Regions from separate parts of the Homo sapiens genome. Here regions 2 and 3 are each linked to region 1. A link is a loop called in an ENCODE intact Hi-C map of the cell type or tissue named here. Cell type or tissue: GM12878. All regions are shown on one strand.

Region 1 (8,000 bases):
CTGGAGGGTACTGATTTTAGTCTTGCAGGAATGGCTAGAAGGCTAGGCTTAGCTGTAACTGTCAAGCAGAATGTCTACATCACGTGTCTCTAGCCAGAAAGTATTGGGGTAGAGATTACTCACATGGGAGCTCAGGGCTGCAAGAGTAAGTGTTCTCATAAATGAGGTAGATGGGGTATGACCTTTTATGACACAGTCTCTGAAAGCACAGAGTGTCACATGTACCACACTGTATTGGTCAGAGTAGTCATGATTTCAACCAAGGGATGGGAACATGGGCACCACCTCTTCATGGGAAGATGTCAGAGAATGTGAGGCCAAGTTTTAAAATCCCCCATATAACACATACTAAACATCTACTACACACCCAGTGCTATTCTAGATAATGTAGATATATTATCAAGATGATACCTCCTGCCTGGGCCTCTTCCTTGAACTCTAAACCCACCTATGTAGACCCCCTAAACATATTACGTCTAAAACCAATTCCTAATCTGCTTTCAAACCTGCTCTGTGTTAAGTCATCTTGGTAAACCTTGATTCCACTCTTCCAGATGTTCCAGCTTTACAAGTTGGAGTCATCAACAATTTTCTTTTTTTTTTTTTTGTCTAATCCATTAGTAAATCCTGCTGACCCTACCTTTAATCTATTTCCAGCATCTGACCACTTCTAGCCACTTCATTGCTAAGACTGGTCTGAGCCACCAACCTCTCTTGCTTGGATTACTGCAATAATCTCCTACCTGGTCAGCCAGCTTCTGCACTTTCTGTCCCTAGTATCTATTTTCAAAACAGTAGTCAGATGATCCTTTTAAAATGTAAGCTGGATTGCGTCATTGCCTGGTCCACAATGCCCAGGTGGCTCTCCATTTCGCTCAGAGGAAATGCTTGAGTTTCAACAATGGCCTCCAGGGCCCTATATCATCTGACCCCACTCTCTGAACACTCCTTCACTTCCTCCAGCTCCAGTCATTCCTTGAAACACCCACGACCTTCTGCCTCAGGGCGTTTATATCTGCTGTTACTTCTCTGTAGAATGTTCTTCTCTAAGATATCCACACAGCCCATTAATTCCTATACCTTTTCCAAGTTTCTGCTCAAATGCCACCTTCCATTGACACCTTTCTTGAAATGGTCTCATTGAAAATAGCAGTCCCTCTTCCTGCCTGACCATCCTTATACCCTTCCCTGCTTTGTGTATCTACATTGCAGTTACTGCCATTTGACCCATATATAGATTTTTTTGTCTTCTCTCACTAGAATATGAGGTTTAGGAAGGCAGGTATCTTCAACCGTTTGGTTCACTGCTGCATCTGCAGCACCAAAGCAGGACCTGACCACACAAACCATGTCCTCAATAAATATATATTGAATAAATGAATATTTTGTTAATTTTAAAAAATGAAACCAATCCTTCTTTCAAGATGAGAAACCACTCTTATTTCTCTCTTGATTTTTTTCTCTCTCTGAGCAGTGAAAGTTATATAATCATATTAGCTTATCCCATAAAAATGTGATTAGCTAACAAACATGCTCTTTTGTACATTTTTGTCTAATTTGCCTAACATTCTTCCTGCTGTCCTATTGTAATCCTTGCTAGCGATGCTTGGCTTATAGTTGGCACTGACACATGTAAGCTCATGTCCCAGCTCTGCTGCCAGTGGTATGATACTGAGCAAGTGATAACATTGTCAGTTACCTCATCTACAATAAATGGGGCAATGGCATAGACCACACTGTATTGTCATCAGATAAACTGAAATAATGGATGCCAGTGCGGATCCTGGCCCATCAGAGATGGGGAAAATGTAAGTCAGTTTCCTTTTCTTACAAGCACGCTAAATCTATTCAGCCTGGCACTTTCCCGTCAAGGAGGAGTTTCTTAAAAATTGCTAAGTGGTATGGTCGAGGTGGGGGTGGCGGGGAGAACTCAGAGGAGGGAGATGAAGTCATACCAACATGCCCCTGCTCACCCCTTTCCAAAACTCAGCTATTTGGACTGGAGTGATTTGCCACAGAGAGAAACATGCCCTTTGCCCTGAGACAAAGGGGAGCTTTTCCTGACCAGCAAAAGCTAAAATGGATCCTCTGCCCTGATTTAAAACCAAACTTGTGGGTGAGAAGCCACATGATTCATGGGAGAAAATGACTTGACTCCAAATATATAATAAAAAGTATGGAAGCAACACACACACACACACACACACACACACACACACACACACACACATGCACACGCACATCAAAAGAAACTGACTTACTGAAGACGGAAATAGAGGAGAGTGGAGAATTGGAGAAGGAAAAAGGAAGATGTGGTCAGTCAGGCAAGACGTCTCCAACTGTGCCAACAGCACTCAGCCATCCAAGGGGCAGGGAATGCTGGCGTAGGGCAGGATACTTTTCCATACATCTCTATTTATACAAGCACCTCTGATAGTCTCACAAAGTAGTTATTGTACCAGTAATTCTCTTTCATGAGTGAGGGACCCAGGGCTCAGGATGACGGACACACTTGCCCCAGGCCACACAGTTAACAAGGAGCAGAACCCGGTCTAGAGCCACAAGCCACAAAAGAGCAATGCACAGCCGGCTTCCTAGCACCAAGCACTGCTCTCTGACCAGGAGGCCCGCTAATCACTGCAGAGGCCAGATACAGTCCACAAGGGCAAGTAAACACAGAGAGAAGCCAGCGGGCGCTTCAACGGAGGATCTGGGAATAGGTCAGGAGTCCAGCTGGCTGGGTAGAGCTAGGCCACATGCTGTCATTCCTCAGCACCTCCTGTCCCCTCACACTCCAGGTGGCACAGGACATGGCACACTCCTCTTCCCTCCCACCCGCCCTGAGCAAAGCCAGTGTGAGCAGAAATGCACTGGCTGACACCTGACATGTTTATTCCTGCCCAGGAGGCAGCACACACAAGCAGTTTTTCCCCAGGGCTCTCAAGTGGGAGGAACTTGTCCTGCAAGAAAAGACACACAGAAAGCCAGCAACAAAACTGAGACAGCCTTACCCCTTCCATTGCTTTCCTCCAAGGCAGAGTCAGGGAAACAAGCCCAGCCTCTCAGAGCTGGGTCCTGGGGCCAACAATCCGCTTTCCTCTGTCTCTGCTAGCCAGGGAGCAATCACTTCCCACAGGACACACCTGAGCCCAGGCTCCCCACCTGCCCCATCTGGGCCGAGGCTCCTCCCTTGCCTGGGGCTGGGCCAGGGCCGGCCGCCATCCTCCCAGCTTGGCTTAGACCAGCACCTGCAGGGGACTGGGGAGAGTACTCCACCTGCAGTCCTGCCAAGCCCACCTCTTCTCAGCAAGCGGCTCTTCCCGTTGCTCCCCTCCGGCTGGTCTGACAGTCACTCACTCTCCAGGGCATTTGTGCCCAGGCAGCAGGAGCTGTGAAGGAATGGGGATGGCAGGCTCCTGTTAGTACAGACCATGCAGGCTGGACAGTGTGATCCCCGTTAGTAACAACCTCTGCCAGCTCCGCCCCTGCAGACGGCTACTTAATTTCACAAACCCTTTCTCACGGTCAGGGAAACCAAAGCCCAGCAGGACAGCATGCCTAAGCCCACAGGGGGATTTAGTGGAGGCCAGAAAAGGAGTTAACATAAAGGAGCACCCTGTTTTTGGCCTGGTGTTTATTGAGGCATTTGGATTCCCATTTTAAAAGGTGAAGAATGGCCGGGTGCAGTGGCTCACACCTGCAATCCCAGCACTTTGGGAGGTCGAGGTGTGTGGATCACTTGAGGTCAGGAGTTTGAGACCAGCGTGGCCAACATGGTGAAACCCTGTCTCTACCAAAAATATAAAAAAAATTAGCCAGGTGTGGTAGTGGGTGCCTGTAATCCCAGCTACTTGGGAGGCTGAGGCAGGAGAATTGCTTGTACCTGGGAGGCAGACGTTGCAGTGAGCCGAGATCATGCCACTGCACTCCAGGGGGACAGAGTGAGACTCCGTCTCAAAAAAAAAAAAAAAAGTGAGGAAACTGAGTCTCAGAGAGATGGTAACACCTGCCCATGGTCACATAGGTAGTAACTAGAAGAGCCAGGGTTGGAACCCAGATCTGGCTGACTCTAAAGTGATTTTATTTTGCTGGGGTTATTTTTGTTTGTTTGTTTTTCTGACAGAGCTGGAGATGGAAACCCAAACCTCAGTTGCCAGTTTTGGGGCTTTCAGCTCTCCCGGGGTTGGGGATGGGCAGAGTGGGTGGCCTGCGCCCTGCTTTATGTGTAACCGGTGTGACTTTTCTTGCTTTGTCAAGTTCTTAGAAATCTTCTCCTGTCCTGACCAGGGAGAGGCGGGGTGGAGCACAGGTGAGGAGACCCCGCCTGAGGGCCATTTCCTCTAACAGGTGATTCCCAAACCTGGCTGATCACCAGAGCTGCCTGGGAATCTATCAAAAATACAGGATTCAAGTCCCAGACAAAACACTGCATCAATGCTTCTGGCCCAGGGACTGGCAGTTTGGGTTTTATAAAAGCCTTTGAGGTCTATGTATTTTAAACTTTATTAATGAATGACTCACAGTAAGATGTACCTTTTACATCCTTCCTCAACACACATACACATCAGCTAAAAGAAAAACTCCCCAAAGCAGTACTCACTCTTACCTTGTGTAATCGTGCTGATATTTTCCATTCTGTTCTGAGCCATGACATGCCATTGAATTAAATAAATGGTAGCACTTTCTTGACTTCATGACTCTCTGTTTGGCCAACACTGCTGTGTAGACTCTGCTCCCAGTCAGTTGGGGGGCCTATTTCTGAAGCTAAAGGGGACCCAGGCCAAAAGTCATCTGTAACTTTCCCTTAGCACTCTGGTTCATGCTCCTATGTGTATAAGTTTGTAAATAAAACAGTGGAGGAAGCTCTCGGGAGAACTTGGAGCCCTCCCCGCAGTCCCAACTGATAATTGGGCTGTCAAATTCCCTTTGCTCCTAGTGCAAGGGCTCCCCCTAGTGGCCTCAGGCCAGCCTACACTGGCAGAGTGGGTGGAGCAGGGCAGCAGGACTCTCATCTCCGCCTTCCTGGGAGGTCTGCGCATTTTGCTTTGGTTTCTGGCTAGTTACAGTGCTAGGTCCTAGGCACTAATCATTGGTAGCTGTTAGGGGTGGGTACTGTTTTGCCAGTCGGCTTAAGAGCTATGACTCTTGGAATGGCAGAGGATCCCTTGCTGTATGTCTTACGATCCTCTAGGTGCTAAACTCAGTTTCCCCACTAGCTGCTGGTCTTGGGAAAGTCAACTCTGAGATGTATGTTTCTCATCTGTAAAAGTAAACAAGAGTCTGGCAGCGTTGGCTTAAGGACAAATGGCCATGGGAAAATCTCCTGATAGGGTTGCTTAGCAATGAGTAAACACCAGTAATGTCAGTTCCTCTCTTTCTTTCCCCTCTCCTCCTCAATGGTTGGTGGCTGTGTCATTGTCAAAGTGCCCATGTAGCACTTGGATATACAAATGAAGTAGCATCATTTTATTTCCCTGTAATAATCCCAGTTTTCTCATGGGCCCCCATCCCATAAGTGGCAGATCCTTGTATTCATTTGCTATAAGGAGAACTCATACATGACTACATGGGAGGGTGAAGGCAGAAGAGGTGGGTACAAATTGCTGACATTGTGGGGAAAGTTTTGGATGGGAAATTTGAAGGTTGACCTAAGTTGCAACAGATATCACTACACCTTATGAATAAATATTTCAATTCAGTAAAGATGTATGAAATCCTGCTATATCCAAGGTGCTTTGGTGACCTCCTGCTAGCTTTAGGCCAGGGCAGATCTTACTGGCCTAAAGCCAGGAAGGTTCACTTAATCATGTATAAAGAAATGACTGACTGAGCACCTACTGCCTGCTGGGATCAGTGCCCCAGACCTTGCGAGCATCATTTTATTTAGTCCTTATTATGATCCTAATTTTCCAGCAGAGGAAACTGAGGCACATACAAGTTAAGTCTCCTCTTCAGGTAACACAACCAGTGGAAGATCAGAGACTTCAATCCAGGAAGGCTGACTTCAGAGACCATGCTCACAGGTGCTCTGTTTGCTTCTATTTAAATCGTAGAGAAATACAGAATCATAAACTCACAGCATTGGAGAGCTTGAAGGGTTCTTTGAAGCAGTTTTTTCCAAACTCAATTTTGAACGTAGTCTGTGAGAAAGCTTAGCAGATACTTAGGCTGAAGTTTGGCTCAAAATCTTCTAGATATTTCTAGTTGTTCAAGCCCCTAGTTCCAGTTTGCTCCTCTGCGTAGCAGGGATGACGTGCCATACTCTCCAAAAAGGGCCCATCCATTCTTCGGGGAACTGAGCAGCAGAAATCAGTATTTCCAGCACATTCTTAATGTTTCCAAACCTTACTTTCAATCTCAGATTCTGCTTGGAGCTCTGCAGTGTCTCCTATTATGTCTCAGTCTTTCCTCTCTCAGCAAACATATTACTTACACTTTGTATCATAAGCAATGGTGTGAAACAGAATACCCCGATGTAAAAAAAAAAAAAGGAGCATTTAAAACAGATCTGAAAATGGGAAATCACGTGTCCTCACCTCTTTCTAAGGTAAACTTTGAGCACTGTATGTTATATGATGACAAAGCCAGACTGTGTAGATTGATTGTCAGAGTTAGGCTGGTGCTGCTAGAGTAACCTATTATTAATATTATAATTCTTGTTGGTTAGATTAATCATTTCTGAGGATTTCCAGCACAACATGTAATTTATTTATGTATAATTTATATCCTGACTGCTTTCAAAAGGGAGAGAAGGAAAGATGAAAGAAGTGAAATTTATTGAGAGTCTATTGTGTAGCAGGCTACACAGTTGCATATATTTTCTTCTATTCCTCATGACAATGTTGTGAGATAAGAGATGCTATCTCTGGTTGATGAATGAAGAAAGTGAGGCTCAGAAAGGTTAGGCAGATGTCCTGGCCATGCGGAGAGTACAGTTCTGTTTCTCCATCTGAACTCTGCCCTGCCCTAATCCATTGCTCTTTCCTCCATTCCATGGCGGCTGCAAAAGGGGTTGAGGGAGTGGACCATTAAAAAAACAGGTAAAAAGGATGATATGAAATGAAGATAATAGCCATGTAGAAGACAGGGCAGGTGGGAAGCTAGGAAGGGATGGATAATCAGGACAGAAACATGGGACAATTCGTATAAGGTATACAATTATTTAAAGATAAAATATTTAAGGATAAAATGCCTAGAATTATCTTGGAGGTGTGTGGGTTCAAGAAAGGTCTTGCTTCCATTTTACCAGTTTTTGAAAAACATTTAATCCAGCTGATCTCTCCTTTGCCTTGAATGAAGCTCGCATCTCAATTTTGTGCTCATCTAAGTAAACATCTTAATAAGTGTGTAATAATATAGTAAGAGCTTTTTTGAAGGATGCTAAGCAAACATGACCAAGACAAGTTGCTTTTCTTTTAATTGTCTTTTAATAAGAATCTCAGCACCTGCTTTGAGCCAGGTGCTGTGCTTGGAGCTAGGGATGTAGCAACCCTTTTGGTTCTTGTAAAGAAATGGTCTTCCCCCACTAATGCCAGTTACATTATGTATGCATCACTCAGATGAATTATTAAGATGTTTTCTGATATGCTTGTCTTGTTGAGATCAAAGGAACGCCATTCCTCTGTGGGGAGAAGATGGGGCTTGCCTGGAAGTAAGAAATCTTTTCCAATGTCAATCACTCCCATGTTCCATCATCCAGAAAAGTGAGTCTTTAGACAGAAAACTCAAGCAGGGAACCCCCGTCTCTCTTTGGGTTTGTTTTTCTTGGGTCTGGACTTCAAGGCATAGACATACCACATGAAAGCCATGTTTAGAGGCTCAGAGTACTAGGATGTAGGAGTGGTAGGTCTCTCCACAAAATCCGCAGGTCAGTTGGTATCTTAGTCTGTTTGTGCTGCTACAGCAAAATACCTTAACTGTGTAATTTGTAAACAGCACAAATTTATTGCTCACAGTCGAGGAGTCTGGAGCAAGATGACTGCAGTTTTTGTGTCTCGTGA
Region 2 (8,000 bases), 62 kb before region 1:
CTATTTGAGCAACTCTCCTTTTTTATTATTTTTCTTTAGACATGCCTTCCACATCTTATACTGCTGGTAAATACAATGCCCTTCATGATATAGCTAAATCATCTTACCTCTGAGAATGCTTCCCTGATTCTCCCAAGCAGTCATACCTTCTCTACTCTTCTAACACTTTGTTCTTCCATATTGTCTTACAATACATCTATCTATGGATCTATCTCCAGTCCCTCCACTTTGCCTTGTCAACCACTAAAAATCAAGGCAGAACTATCTTATTCACATGTGTAACTCCAGCATTAATGCTGTGTAATCCATGATAGGAAAAGCTGGTTTTTGCACCTCACTTCTGTGTTGTTAAACTTCCATAGCAGTGATAATATTTTATTGTGATTTCCTATTTATTTGGTCATTTTACCCTCCAAGTAACCCCTCACTCCCAACTACTCTGGCTTCCCCTCCCATCTTGGATCAAGGGTAGAAAATATATTCTATTCAGTTTTGTACCTCAGAATCTAGCAGCATCTGAAGAGTAAAAGCTCAATAAATGTTGAACTAAATAATGAATCATTTGACCTGTGCCTTACCATGTGACCAGCACTGTGTTAGTGCTACAAGGTATTTATGAAAGTCATAAATTTAGGGACAGGCAGGAACTCAGGGAGAGAGAGGAAGGTAGCCCATCCAGCTAAAGCAGGTTTTCTCCATGATTCAGCACACGTTTTTAGATTCAACCAGGAAATTTTGATATTTGCTTCTCCAGAGCTCATCAACCATGCTTTTTAAAAATATATTAGAATAACTCCAGGGAGAAGGGCTAGAAACAGACTCTGAAGAGGCAGGTAAGAGCACTACTATGTGCCAGGGCATTCCTCTGGACCCAAGAAGTGTGAGAGGTACCAGGAACACCAAAAACATTAAAACATTGGCCCTACATACAAGGAGCTCCCAGACAGGAAGGGGAGTAGGGAGGGGAGGATGAATTCTCATGTTAGCAAACTACATACAGTGGCATTTGTGCAAACATACTGTGCAAACAGACCTTACAGTGGTACCACAGGCAAGGGATTGGTCACTTCTCTCAGGGAGTGGAATGAAGGAAGGGTTCATACATGAGGGGTGCTTGATGGATTAGTAGAAGCTTGCCAGACTGTTAAATTGGGGTGAATCAATGACTTAAAAGAGCAAAGGCAAAGAGACTTCAAACAGCATGGTGCATTTCAGAAATTGTCAGTTCTTTGGAATTCATGTTATTATTATTTTCCTGTTTGAGTGTGTGACTCTCCCACTAATTCAGGAGATCCTGAAAGCAATAGCGAGGTCTCCATCACTGCCAAAGCCCCACTGGTGAGCACATATCTGGCACATGTTGGGTACTCAGTAAATGTTTGCTGAGTGCAGCATGGGCTAGAACAAGATAAGAGGGGGAGGCAAGGCAGGATCATGGATCACTTCCTCTGTACTAGGCACCTTGCAAGGTGCCGGGGAAACTGAACCAGGCTAGCTCAGTTTGGAAACATAGCTGGCCCATAGAGGAAAACTAGTTCAGTCATCAGAAAGTCAGTGCTTGGACAGGTGCTTTTCTTTTGAAAGATAAAACTCACCTAGGTTCTGGATAGGGAAAATTCTTCCCAGGCTGAAAGTAAAGTGGAAAATGGTTATTTTCATAAATCAACCTGAATCAGGCTCTGTTGTTTGGTTACAGATCATTAGAGACTACACCAAAAGGTGAGGGGGATGAAGCCTCAGTAGAGAGCAAAGGCAGACACTGACCACAGAAAGTTCCAGGAACTGTTGCAGTGGGGCTGAAGATCAATCAGAAATGAAAACAAGCATTTCTGAAGTTATAGGTCATGCCCAAAGGAATGTATGATGTGACTCAGAAAAATTGTTGTATGCACACCTTTCCCAAAATGCATCGGAAACGTAAATAACTTCTAAATCCTATGAGAAAATATGAATTTGTGGGATTTAAGCAATATTTTACTGGGCAAATTGGTATTCACAAGTGCACAAGTAATGCTGGAATTTCTCCGTTACTCGCTGATCATGTGCCCTGTGATCACCGCTCAAATCTTGCAGGATCTAGATTTGGCTCCATTAAAATTATGTCCCAATGATCACAATGTAGCCCCTCATTTATTCAGTGATTATAGATCTGGTGACATTCATTATTTGGAATCTGTCTAAGAACTCTGAGAAGAATAGAAAATATCTAAGCATCTAAAATGCCATCACAAAATCCAGGTATCATAGCTCATTATACTCTCCTTTGAGGGCAGCCCTGGAAACCATTATTCAGAGACTATTGGTTCTTATTTTACACATAATTCTAGCAAATTAGATGCAGCACTGGTAGAATGACAAGTCAGACAGACCTTGTTTTATATCTTTGTTACATGATTTACAGGTTACTAAACCTCTCTGAACCTTAATGTCATCTGTAATATGGGAGCAGTGATATCAGCTCACAGGGTAACTATAAGGGTTAAGCACTACTGTCTATGCACAAGTGCTATCACACCAGAGGGACTTGGTACATGTTTGACCACATGAAAAACTCATTGCTAGACACAAAGATCGTGACAGTAGAAAAAAAGGGAAAAGAATACAAAAAACTGACTTGTGGTAGTTTGGTGTGAAGGGAACTAGTTCTTCTGCAAAGGCTCAAGAGCATCTCAAAAGAAGAGCATAAACTATGTTGACTCAGTCCCTTATAGTCAAGAATATTCCAAGTCATTAAGAAAGGAAGAGATCAGATTCCACTCACTGAGCTTAAAAATACAGAGATAAACACAAAACATGTATGAGAGTTAAAAGATTTAAAAATTAAAAATAATTGTATGTTTTACTTAAAACAGAAAATTGGGATAAAATGGGATAAAATTCATTTACTTGGCAAGTTCATTTGTGCAGAACAGTTTATTATTTGTTGATGTTGCCAGGTACATGAAGCATTTTAATAGGCTATTTCTACTGCCATTAATAGAAATAATAATCATTCATATTTTTCTAGTGACAAAGTGTATCCACAAATGAATAATCCTTACCAGCAAGCATAAGAGAACCAAAACAGAGAGATGAAGGATCTAGACTAAATGTACCCAGTGAGAAAAGAGTAGAACCTTAACTGATCCCATTAAAACACTGGGTAAGGGCCTTCTATGAGCTTACACAGTGCTTACATACTGTGTTTGCCTTACTTCTCCCAGATATTCAGTGAAACAAGTATTGGTCCCTTTATTTATTGAGCATCTGCTACTGCAGATACAGTAACCACAAGACATATGCTTCCTGTCCTCATGGAAAATATGCCTTTTCTTTCCTTCTTTTCTTTCTTTTCTTTTCTTTTCCTTTCTTTCTTTCTTTTTCTTTCTTTCCTCTTTCCTTCCTTCCTTCTTTCTTTCTTTCTTTCTTTCTTTCTTTCTTTCTTTCTTTCTTTCATTCTTTCTTTCTTTCTTTCTTTTCATTCTTTCTTTTTCTTTTTTTTTTGATACAGGGTCTCAGTCTGTCTACTGCCCAGGCTAAAGTGTAGTGGTACAATATCGGCTCGCTGCAACCTCCACCTCCTGGGCTTAAACGGTCCTCCTGCCTCAGCCTCTCGAGTAGCTGGGACTACAGGCATATACCACCACTCCTGGCTAATTTTTGTATTTTTTTTTTTTTTTGTAGGGACAGTATTTCACCATGTTGCCCAGGCTGGTCTTGAACTCATGGGCTCAAGTGATCTGTCTGCCTTGGCCTCCCAAAGTGCTAGGCTTATAGGCATGAGCCACTATGCCTGGCCAAGAATACACCATTTTATAGAGGACACATCTAAGTCTCAGAGAGGTGAAATGCTCTGTTTCAAGCACTTACTAATAAGCTGTATACCTTCATTTATCTTATTTTCATTCTCACAAGGACCTCAGATGTGAGTTCTTTATTATCCCCATTTTGCAGGTGAGGAAATGGGCATTCAAGATCACATAGCCAGGAGTTGGGATTGAGGCCAGCAGTGATTCTGCTTGGGCCCTAATCAGGTTGCTATGCTGCCTCCAGGTGGCACCTGACACCATGTCTAGCAGGAGCCCAGAAAGCATGCCCTAAGGGGTCTGAAAGCCAGGATATACAAACCTGGATTGTGCCATAGAACTCTTCTCACTGGAAGTCATAGTTATTAAAAGCTAGTTGTCACTGCCCACCACAGAAAAGGGCTATGGATGAATTGGGACCATTTCCTCCCATCCTATCACACATTTTTGTCTCTGACAGTAACAGGGCTCAAAGTGCAGACTCTTAGAAGCTGGAGTCTGGAAAATCCTCAGAAATAGGAGGAAAAATGAAAACAAAGACATTTTTTCCCTCTAAAAGATACTACTTTAGAATCAACCTTGCATGCTTATTTTACTTTTAGTTACAATGTTGGTAAGGAGAAACAATACCTTTTGGAGTTCTTCAATTCCAACTTCATAAGTTGCTAAAGTAAACATAAAAAAATTATTTCAAGGCAGCTGATCCACCCATTTCTTATAGCACCCAGGATTAAAGCAGTTATAAAAGATTCCAGAATTCAGTTTTCTCACCTTTAAGAACATCAGACTATGTAAAGCTCTATCTAGAAAGTTTGGGAAATTATGGGGTCAGTGATCATGGTTTTAATTTCTGTGGGGATTTCCAGAATGGAATTTACAGTCGATGAAGCATGTGAAACCATTTCAGTTTCCTGTTTTGGCAAACAGATACACACTCCATGCTTAAAAGAAAGCACTAAAATTTAGTGGCAGCTCAGAAGGCAAACGTGAAAGGAAAGGAAAAGGAAAAAGCCTAAATCCCACTTCAACAAAATGAATTCTCTATCATGCCCCAAAGTGCTCTGTTCCACAGCCATTTTTATTTCCTTAAATACAGTTTGAAAACACGAGCACACCAACTAAGGCTGACCCACCTTTTGACTTTTCCAATAGTTCTGTGGATTTTATTTAATGACATGATGCCAATCTTAATTACAGTCATGCATCGCTTAACAATGGGGATCTGTTCTGAGAAATGCATCCTTAGGTGATTTCATCATCACGTGAATACCATAGAACATACTTATACAAACCTAGACGGTATAGCCTACTACCTTCCTAGGATATAGGGTATGGCCTATTGCTCCCAGGCAACAAAACTGCATAGCATGTTACTGTACTGAATACTGTAGGTAATTGTAACACAGTTATAGATAGTTGTGTATCTAAACATAGAAAAGGTACAGTAAAAATACAGTATTATCATCTTATGGGACCACGGCTGGATACACAATTCATTGTTAACTGAAACATTGTGTAGCACATGACTATATTAATAAATACAAGTAATGACAAGAATTTGAGTTCAAACACTGTTCTGCCACTCCTACATAGGGTGTTTCAGACAAATTACTTCATTTCTTTGAGCCTCAGCTTGCTCATCTATAAAAATTGACCAATTGGTACCTGCCTTACAGAGTTAATGGGGAGATTCAAGGAAATAATTTAAGAAATTTGGCCAGGTGTGGTGGCTCATGCCTGTAATCCCAGCACTTAGGGAGGCCAAGGCAGGTGGATCACAAGGTCAGGAGTTCAAGACCAGCCTGGCCAAGAGAGTGAAACACTATCTCCACTAAAAATACAAAAATTAGTCAGGCACAGTGGCAGGCCTATAATCCCAGCTACTCTGGAGGCTGAGGCAGGAGAATTGCTTTAACCAGGGAGGCAGAGGATGCAGTGAGCCGAGATCGCGCTACTGTATTCCAGCCTGGGCAACACAGTGAGACTCCATCACAAAAAAAAAAAAAAAAGGAAATTTAACATACCTAGCAGAACACTGGACATTGTATAGAAAATGGCAATGTTTTTTGATAAAATTGCTTGGTTGGTTTTCTTTGCTTAAAAGTTATTTATAAAAGTTTTATCCCTACTGTTAATGAACATATGTGCATAAAAGGACTCCTCCCTCTGTTTTTCTCTTTCTTGCTGCTAAAGTCCTGAAGCTTTAGAAAACTGACTGAACAATATGTTGCATTTCCAAGCTTTTATTATTCTAAACATATAATACACTGACAAAATCAATGAAATGCTAGGTTTTGTTTAGGGACTGTCAGCATATAATTGTTGACACAGACCTAAAATTCTACATGGATAATTAATAATATGTATTTCAACTTGGGTAATTGTACACATAATACTTTAAATTAGGTAATTGTACACTTATTAATACTTTAAAAATACCTGTTTGTGATACAGTTTGCCCAATATCCATTCCTGATATGAATTTGCTTTCCAATTTTAAAAATAATAATCTCCTCCTTTCTACTCCAATTTATTTACTTGTCTATGCTTTTCAAAAACAAATCATGAGCTCATTTGCTTCTCCTAACCACCTTGAGATGGATATTATTACTTATTCTGTCTTAGAAATGATGAAACCAAAGCCAGGAGAAGCCTTACTTGCCATGGCTAGTAAACAAAGATAATACACATTCAATTAATAACGTATTCATAATGTTGTTACTGCTTTTTAACAAAGTGGAGGTTCTTTCGTGGCAAGCTAAGCTATCCAAACTTAGGTAGGAATTCCAACATATATTCCAAGGTAGGAATATAGAGGATAAAGGGCTACATCCCAAAGGATCAGAAATGGACTAGGAATTATGACAAGAGCATGTGATCTGCAGCATCAGAGTCCTCGCTTACTTTCTGCACAGAGTTATATAACCCTCTCTCCACTGATTAGTTTTATTGTGCAGGCAGAGAAAGGACAAATATCTGAAGATGGTCCTCAGCAATCCTCCAACTGCTAGTGTCACAACACGGTCATGTCTTGGAGGCCTTTTGTTCCTTCTCCTCATCCTGTCTGTATGATCTTGGAAAAGTCCCATTACCTCTTTTACACCTGGAGGTGAAATGTTTATTACTAACATAATAAAAATAATAATTTAAAAGAAACTAACATTTTTTATACTTATAGATAGCAGGCACTATGCCAAGCATTTAAATGCATTATTTCATTTAATTCTCAATGACAATCACTACTAATATTCCAATTTTACTGACGAGGAAACAGCCAGCCAGACAAGTGAAGTAAATTGTCTAAGATCACTCAGGTAAGAAACGGCTTGCAAATTTTCTTCCATCCATGGCTTTATTAATTTAAATGGAATGTTATGCAGAAGTGTAAACACAAGTCTGAAGGTATCTGCGAGAGTCTCCAAGACTCTTCAAAAAATTCTCTGGGGCCTAGAAGTACAGTCTGCAAAGCACTAGTCTATATGACCTCTGAGGACAATTCTGCAGAGCTTTTAGAACAGCCTGAATCATGTATGCCCAATGCCAAGTTCTGTATAAAAGAGATGAAACCTCACCAAAGGCACCAGTGCTGAGCTAAGCACTAAACAAGGATGGTCTTCCCTGTTTTCTTGGCCTTGTTCAAGGGACAGTCACCCAAAGGCAACAGCAAAAGCCAACCACCTTGACCTCTTTCTCCTTCCTTCCCTCTCTCCTTCCCTTCCGTCTCTCTCTCCCTGCCTCTTTGAAAGGTATCATTTAGATGTCTCACCTTTGGTGTACAAAAAACAAAGAGGAAACATTCATTTTAAGTTAACTTTTGTATAAGGTGTGAGACTTAAGCCAAAGTTTATTTTCGTTTACCTATGGCAATTGGTCCAACACCATTTTTTAAAAGGCTGTGTTTCTTCTATTGAGCTGCCTTTACATCTTTGTTAAAAAAAATAACAACAACAGTTGGGCATATCTGTATAATTCTATTTCTGAATTCTCAATTCTGTTCCATTGTTCTACGTGTCTCTCTTTGCCAATACCAGATAGTCTTGATTATTATACTGATAATTCTTAAAACTGATATACTAATGCCTCCCTTTTATTTTTCAAAATTGTTTTTAGGTATTCTAACTCCTTTGCCTTTCTATATGCATTTTAGGATAATCTTGTCTGTATCTGCAGAAGATCCTACTGGGATTTTTATAGGAATTTTATTAAACCTGTGTA
Region 3 (8,000 bases), 110 kb before region 1:
TTATTATTTTTATTGATTTTTCACTTTAGGTAGTGAATGCATACCATCTTCGTGTAAGAAGAAAAAATCCAGTGACTGGCAATTACGTGAAAATGAGCTTACAACTTTACCTGGTTGATAACAGGAGCTATCTTTTGGACTTTAAAAGCATTGATGGTAAGGAAGCTATGCATGCATGAGCTCTGAGAAGATAAAACTTGGCACTAGTTGACCAGATGTTAAAATCATCTCGAAGACATCCGGTGGGTAGGTCCTGCACTGGTTTTTAAGCAATCTAGACTTAACCAAAATGTAAGTGAAGTGAAAAGGATGAAAGACATGTTGAATACCTCTTACCTGGCATCTTTCCACAAGAAGTATCTCCGTGGCGTAAAAGAATCATTTGAAGTGTTGGCCGTGGAGCACAAGTAAGGAACAACAGGGAAGCAGGTTTTACTTTTCAAAATTAACTGACTTGTCAGATTCTTTGTCATATTTCTCCATTCATATTTTATTAGTTAGTATTATAGTGTCTAAACTTTCTCCTTCATCACCTTTCCTCATCCTGGGTGGCCAGGGCGACCAAATAGGTCTCCATTGGGATTTGGGTTGGATTTAGGTACCCATGGCAATCAAGGAGCCAAAGGCGTCAGGGAAAATTGTCATGTCCAAGAACTTAGTGTGTGCCAAGAATTAAACTTGGGTAAACCAAATCTGATTATTCATTTCAGAGGCCCAAGTGGGATAAAACCAGAATAAACTAAGGGTCAGGTGCTGGATGGAACAAGAATGGAACGGAGTTTAGAGTTAGGGAAGTTGTTTTAAACGAAGCATTTAAATTTTACTCTTGAACTACCATCAACTATGTATGGTAGTGTTTATATGGATCCCAGACCTGTTTCATCGAAATTACATGTTGTTGTTATTAAAACGCAGATCCCTGGGAACCACTCCAGACCTATTAAATCAGAATTTCTGGAGATTGGTCCTGGGAATCGTAGAAAATGCAGTTTTAACAAGATTTCTCTCACTTTGCCCTCCACCTCCCCAAGGCAATATATGATGGTGACTTTTGTTTTTACCTTAGTGATTTTTTTTGTTGATATGCTAGAAGAAAATAAGTTGTCAAGGATATGCTTTCTTCACATGCAGAGATATCAGTTTGATTCCAATATCAATGCCGATTACTCCAATTTGAGCAGGACTTAGGGGCCACATTTTGACTGTGTGCAAGTCTTGTGATTGGTAGCGATGTTTGTTATGATTGTTGGAAGGAAGAAGACTGTGTTTCTACAACACAGAAACATGACATTCATTATTAAGTTGCCCTTGCTCAGATGTGTTTACTTAATATTCTGAATATCATAAATTCATAGGAAGGGCTTGGGCATATATACTTTCCATATAAATTGCTCTTCTTTGGTCCATTTCAGATGAAGTAGTGGAGCAGAGATCTGGTTCCTCAACACCTCAGCGTTCCTGTTCTGCTGCTGGCTTACACAGACCAAGATCAAGTTTTGATTCCACAACTGCAGAGAGCCATTCACTTTCTGGCTCTCTCACTGGCTCTTTGACCGGAAGCACATTGTCTTCAGTTTCACCTCGCCTGGGCAGTCACACCATGGATTTTTTTGAAATGTGTGCCAGTCTGATTACTACTTTAGCCCGTTGATCTGTCTCTAGTTTCTTTCTGTTATTGCACTATGAAAATCAGTTATATTCTTTAAATTTTTATCTTACTTTTGGATAATATCCACTGCAATACTAATTGAGAAACATGAATTATTTCCAGGGGCACACAATGCTATTGAAATTACTGAAAACAAAATATCTGACATCTTATTTACTTGTAGAAATCTGTAATTCTATTGTGCCTATGATAAATTCACATAGGCAATATCTTTAATAGGTTAATATCAATGAAGATTTTTAATTACAATAATGAGTTCACTACAGACGATTAACACACCACACTGGCGAACCATCTCAATGTAAGGGTGGTTTGGCAACACCTCCTTGCTTTGCTGTTTGGTGTAGGTAAATCTAGTTTACTTCCTAAATTTCAGTAGGCTTTATGCTGTGTTTATGCCCCCAATTTATTTTAACAAAAGAAGATTAAAAAGTAAAAGAACCACGAGTAAGATATTATTTAAATGTTGAAATCTTAAAAACCTGCCTCCAAGATTTCAGAAGCCAAGTTTTTCTAACAGTATTTGTACAAATACTGCCTAGTGTATTCAACAGAAGGACTGTGGTCATGTAACAGGTAACCACAATTTTCAGGTTTCTTAAAAACAGCTGTAACTAACTCAGGATTTTTATCTTGAGATTTCCCTGAATAATATATTTATCTTAAGAGCCTTCAAGTTTCAAATTAATATTGGAACATCTGGAATTGCAACAACTTTTGTCTTTTACATAAACTTACGTCATTTAAAAAATGTCTTCAAAATCTACCTTTCTCAAATTCTTTTTGCCTCTATTTATTTTTGCATTTCACCAACAGTGATAAAATAGTTAAATGAAACAAAGCAAAGTATCAACAGTCCCTTAAATGAGAATCCTTATCTTTGATCTTTATTTTCTGTGTTAGGTGTTAGGGTCCTGGTGCAGCTCATAATGCTAATTCTTCATTGGAAGCCACTCCCTTCACCTCACCTCACCTAGTCACTATTGTCTTTGTTCATTGTTTGATCCTGAGTGGTTGATTGATATAGCTTTGAATCTTTTCTAGTCCAAGTTTGAAAACACTGTTCTGGCCCTAAGGGCTGGCTATGACCTTTACTGTTGAACCTGATAGGGCAGGGAAGCTTTGAACATCAAGAAAAAATTTTTATCTTAAATAAATAAATATATATATTCACACACCAGTGCTTTTAAGCAAAAACCAGTTTTTTTGTTTGTTTGTTTTGCTTTGTGCAGGTTTTCTTTAAGATTAAAAAAACACAAACTATAGCAGGGTAGATAATAGTTTATTGATTATATTTTGTTTTAGTAAAAGTATTTAATTTTAAATTCTGTGTAATTTATCTAATTTGTATTTATTCATTTGTTATTTTTATGTTGTAATTAACACTTATTTACCTGGATTACCCTAAAAAAATTAAGCTCTTGAAAACAAAAAAATGACATTACCTTGACAGGCTTCTCTTTGCCAAAAGTAATGTATGTTCTGCCAAGAAGCAAATGAGAATGTTAGACTAAGTTTCTCCTGTGTTAGTGGAAAACAAGTGTGTCTATCTTTAAATATTCTTTGAATCAGGAGTTTGCGTTGTGTCACATCATATGGCTTTGCAGATCTTTTAAAAACTGATGTTAAATAACTTATAAGTCCAACTTCTTAATATCAAGATAAATGAATAGTTCACCAATTTGGGAAGGAGGGCGGGTTGCAATTTGAGATAGTTTAAGGTTTAATTATTGAAAGACTGCCATCTTGTGGCACCAAAAGGTAATTTTTACATGATTATTTGTATAGTGATAAGCAGTCCTGCTGTGTTAGCCTGGTCCATTATAGATATGGCATAGTTTTGGGTTCTCTAAATGGGTCCATACCTCTTTTGGGAAAAAACAGGGCCACCTCATAATATTTGCCTGATTATGAATGGAATTACCTTAGAAATAAGGAACTAATCAGATTACTTAACCCCAATGACAAAATCCACAAAAATTTTGAAGGCAGAGAAACAGAAGGAATCCAGTGATGTTTTAGCTCCATTAGTCTAATAGGTCAGATATTAAAAAATTGTTCATATCAAAATTACCTTATATGGATTATTGCCATGTTTTTTGAGAGTTAATTATTTACTGTTTTCTAATTCTTGCCAGTATTTATGAACAGCTGTAGCTTGATATTTACCTACTGAATTTTAGGAGAACTAATGGTCACAGTTTGGGTTCTTTTATGTGTATGTTTTTAAAACAGCTATTTTGTGAATCTAGGTGGTTGGTTTTTAGAAGATTTCAGGAGATGCAGTCCAGCACAATTAGAGCTGGAACATTGTTACAGCAGGCTTTTTGTTGCTCATGGGCAGATAGAGGGAAAGAATCAGTTGTTAGCCCCAAATTTCCACATTTCAGTGTTGTAAACTCTGAATGTGATAGGTAGATGTGGGCTAAGAATAATTTCCTCCAGTGAAGACACGGGAGAAGAGCTTCTATTATGAGGTTATAGATAAGGCCTTAGTTATATCATGGAAATGGACTCCATGTAGTTCTAGAACTGCATTTCCCAAAGTATATCCTGTGAGATGCTCCACAGAAAAAATGATTGCATGGACTAAGTTTGAAAAATGTTGCATGCTACTCTTCCCCTCGAAGATGACAGTGGATGTCAGCATTAAAGACTTTGACAGGTCTTTCTGTGAAAAAAAGAAAGCCACATAACTTTGTTGAACTTTGCCCAAATTAATTTTTCATTTTAAAAAACTTAATAGCCCATGAAAAGCAAATTTGGGAAATACATTTTTTAGGAAAATACTGTCCCAGAATGCCATAATTAGGGTAGTTAATAATTAACACTTCCATTTCTCTTACTGGTTGTTGGGAGAATCTGATTGAAAATTAGAATTACTTTGTTTTAACTTGCAGACATGTTCATCGTGAGTGAATGCTGGATTAAATAGAATTTTCTGTGTCTGCAACTTGTTTCATGACACCTTGGTTTTCTTAATCATCTTGTATTATTATTTGAGTGCAACATTATTCTTATGCATGGGTGACTGAAAAACCTGAAACAAGATTACTTGTTAAAAAAAAGTCTAAGAGACTAATGACTCATGCTTATGGCTCAGTGGGTAATGAATCAGTGTCACTGATTCTTACTTTTAAAATGTGTAGTCAGTGAACATTTTCTAAATACTTTTCTTTGGGATACCATATGAAGATCTAATTCCTTATGTTTCAGTGTAGGAACAGCTACCTTCTCAAATAGAATATGCAGGGAGGGAAGTAGGCAAACCATTTACAAGTTGGGTTTTTGTTTTGATTAACCTGTTAAGAGACACTTTTGTAATCTCTAGTGTTTACATTCCTTTATACTAGCTATCTATAAAGAGAATCCAGAAGGCTAAATTAATCAGAAATAATTATATTTCTATGTCAGGGTATTGGCTATATGTAGCATGAACAATTCTCCATTTTCTGCAAATGGGTTTTTCAGGACAGTTTTATAATTCTGAGTTTGCTTTTTCTTATTCCCTAGACAGTTTGTACTCAGGGAATACAAATTGATTTTTACTGTTAAATGAGACATAGTTTAGAAAAAATCATAAGCAACTATTGTAGATTTTTGATCTGTTTGGATTTATCTGTAGCATTGAATAATGTGCAGTGTACTGAGTTAATGTAGGCACCTCACTTTGGATTTATAAAATGTAAAAACCTGGAACATGCCTGCCACAGACACCACTTTGTCTATTCACCGGGTACTAATTTACATCCTATTAATGGTTGTAAAAGCTGAGTGTCTAAATGCTAGACATGTTCACAATTTTGTCTGTTTTTGTTTATTTGTTTTTAAGACCCAAACCTTTTCAATCTTGCATTTATTTACTTGGTTCTCCTGTGTCACCCTGTGGCTTTTTAAATAGGGAATGTAATTTATTTTAATAGTAGTTCTCAAAGACTCTATTAAAAACTCTGGACGAGGGATATGTGCAATCTGTTGGTAAGTCACATCCTATGTTTGGCCTCATTTTTATAACTCCTAAAATGAGAAAGGTAGATTTTAACACTTCTAAGGTACCTTTGAGCTTTAAAGTTCTTTTCTGCTTTTCCATATGATTTGTGTTAGTGTTCACTTTTTATATATTTAGAGTTTTTATATGAGTGTGAATGTTTCTGTTTTGATTTGGTGAGGCATGTCAGAGGTATATACTTGAATATTTTTCTAAATACAGCTGCTGGAGGAATGCAAATGGCAAAAATCATCCAGAAAACCAAACACGGTGAAACATCACATCCATTTGGCATGAAGCAAAGCATTACAAATTTGGAGTGATGAAAGTGTTCCATATATTTTTTATAGTGATTTTTCGATCTAGAGACCCTTCATATTGTTTACTTACTATTACGATAACTTTGAGAGGTAACCAGAGAAAGCATTTTTGCCATTTCCAGATGAGGAAGCAGGACCAGAAAGCTCTTCATAAAGCTTTAACACCATACAAGTATCCAGCAGTGATCAATTGCTCTTTATAGGAAACCACCTTTCCTCTGGGGAAGAACAGTCTGAATTAATAAAACATCAGAGTGGTTGAGTAGTAAAAATAAACACAGATGTATTGCTTTCAAGTCTTAGAGTGACATAAAGTAGTCTTAAATAAATAGTTCTTAGTTTATTTTAAGCAGTTGATTGTACTAACGAGATGTAATTATCTGAAGTATTTATGATTAGCATATTGGTTTTTATAAGTATTTCTGAGTTATTGAGGGTGCTTAAAAATGCTGAAGAAACTTTAAAACATGATTCTTCTTATAATTTTATGTGATTCTTATAGCACAATCATTTTTGAAAAAGGAAAACTAGGCTGGGTGTAGTGGCTCATGCCTATAATCCCAGCACTTTGGGAGGCCAAAGTGGGTGGATCACCCGAGTTCAGGAGTTCGAGACCAGTCTGGCCAACATGGTGAAACCTCGTCTCTACTAAAAATACCAAAATTATCCGGTGTGGTGACAGGCTGCTTGTAATCCCAGCTACTCGGGAGGCTGAGGCACGGGAATCTCTTGAACCTGGGAGGCAGAGATTGCAATAAGCCAAGATCATGCCACTGCATGCCAGCCTGGGTGACAGCACAAGACTGTCTCAAAAAAAAACAAAAAAAGGAAAAAGAAAACTAGCCCCAGTCCCTGTCTAAATTGTTATAGTTTTTGACTATTATCTGAATTAGTCTTATCCAAATTTCATATGCAGATTGATTTTTCATTTTGTATGTATATTACATGATATAACTATTTTCATAGAATATATTTCTAATTTACAAACACTGAATTATTAGCTTGATAGAGTTTCTCCCAAACCTTATAAAACTTTGAAATGTACTTATGTTTGAGCTTTAAAAATTATAAAAACTTCATTTAAACAAGTTGCTGGCATCATTACTAGCCTTTCCACCTATAATTATGATGCATTTGATGCCACTGAACAGTAATAGCACAAAGAACAGGTCACACAGTCTAGACTGGATTGAGTTTTAATTAAACTTCTTCATCCATAGCCTGATAAGAATCAGGCTGGGTCTAGAAGAGTTATCAGACTGTAGGCCTGTATTAATTTTGCAAGCTAATGTTAATGTTTACTGCCAGCCTTGCATAGCAATGCCAGTTTGCAGTTGTGACTATGATGTGACTTTTGGTAAAAATGGTTTATATCTAAAGTAGTTTAGATTTTATGGAAGTGGCTCTTGATTGTTTGGACAAGCAGGGTAGGTAAATTTCAATTACGTTTGAAGTGTAATTAAATCCTAGAATAGAGCACTCTCCAGAAAAAAAAATGAAAAAAGAATTTGGAGAATATCCTGGCATGAAAACTTTTTTGAATAATACGTAGAATTTTGACAAGGTTCATACAGTGCATACAGTGTGACCTTTTCTGAGGTGGGCAGGGAGGGTTGCTACGTTGTGTTGATTTAAAATTTCAAGGAGGAACAAAAACATTCTAGCCAAGGAGAATTGCATTGTTATTTTTTTTTCTACTAATTTAAACGTGCATTTTTCACAGTTACACATTTAAGTTTTGCTACCAAAAATGGCCATTTTTCTAGACAGATAACATTTTCCTAAAGTGGAAGAGAGATCCACTGTTCTAAAAAAAAAAAAAAAAAAAAACACTAAATTGTGCCTTCTCCCTTAAATTATAAGAAGAGTAATAGTAAAAACTTGTTTAAACTATATTTTCTTTTTTTCTAATCCCTCTCAGTTCTCCTTAGATCTGCCTCCTACAAATGATCATGTTGTTTGCATCTGCCTGATTGAGTTCCCTTGGTCAAACCTCTCCCTATCACTATCAGAAGTTGTTCAC

The links. Hi-C counts contacts between places; a loop is a spot of excess contacts. Peaks named below come from ENCODE experiments on the same cell type or tissue, not always from the same donor. Only the 100,000 strongest peaks of a DNase experiment are listed, where the experiment ranks them.
Region 2: it touches region 1 in a loop (4-fold over the local background); 26 of 110 quality-filtered maps call a loop at or near these places.
Region 3: it touches region 1 in a loop (2.8-fold over the local background); 10 of 110 quality-filtered maps call a loop at or near these places.

Annotation. Positions count from the first base shown.
Region 1 is chr1:56,816,271-56,824,270 of GRCh38, forward strand. FYB2 (FYN binding protein 2) reads right to left here and starts at 3,134. Exons shown (of 20, transcript NM_001004303.5): 1 at 3,012-3,134. The coding sequence starts at 3,020. RefSeq lists an enhancer at 158-207. In GM12878, a CTCF peak has its summit at 4,950 (motif pointing left); a DNase peak (open chromatin) is centred at 912.
Region 2 is chr1:56,754,301-56,762,300 of GRCh38, forward strand. It overlaps FYB2 (FYN binding protein 2), which reads right to left. Exons shown (of 20, transcript NM_001004303.5): 6 at 4,416-4,450; 7 at 1,596-1,627. Among named protein-coding and RNA genes, the nearest start is that of FYB2, 61 kb to the right of the region's middle. In GM12878, a CTCF peak has its summit at 4,019 (motif pointing right); no DNase peak of the experiment used is centred here.
Region 3 is chr1:56,706,063-56,714,062 of GRCh38, forward strand. PRKAA2 (protein kinase AMP-activated catalytic subunit alpha 2) reads left to right here. Exons shown (of 9, transcript NM_006252.4): 8 at 30-156; 9 at 1,413-8,000. The coding sequence ends at 1,651. Among named protein-coding and RNA genes, the nearest start is that of PRKAA2, 65 kb to the left of the region's middle. In GM12878, a CTCF peak has its summit at 3,412 (motif pointing left); a DNase peak (open chromatin) is centred at 1,562.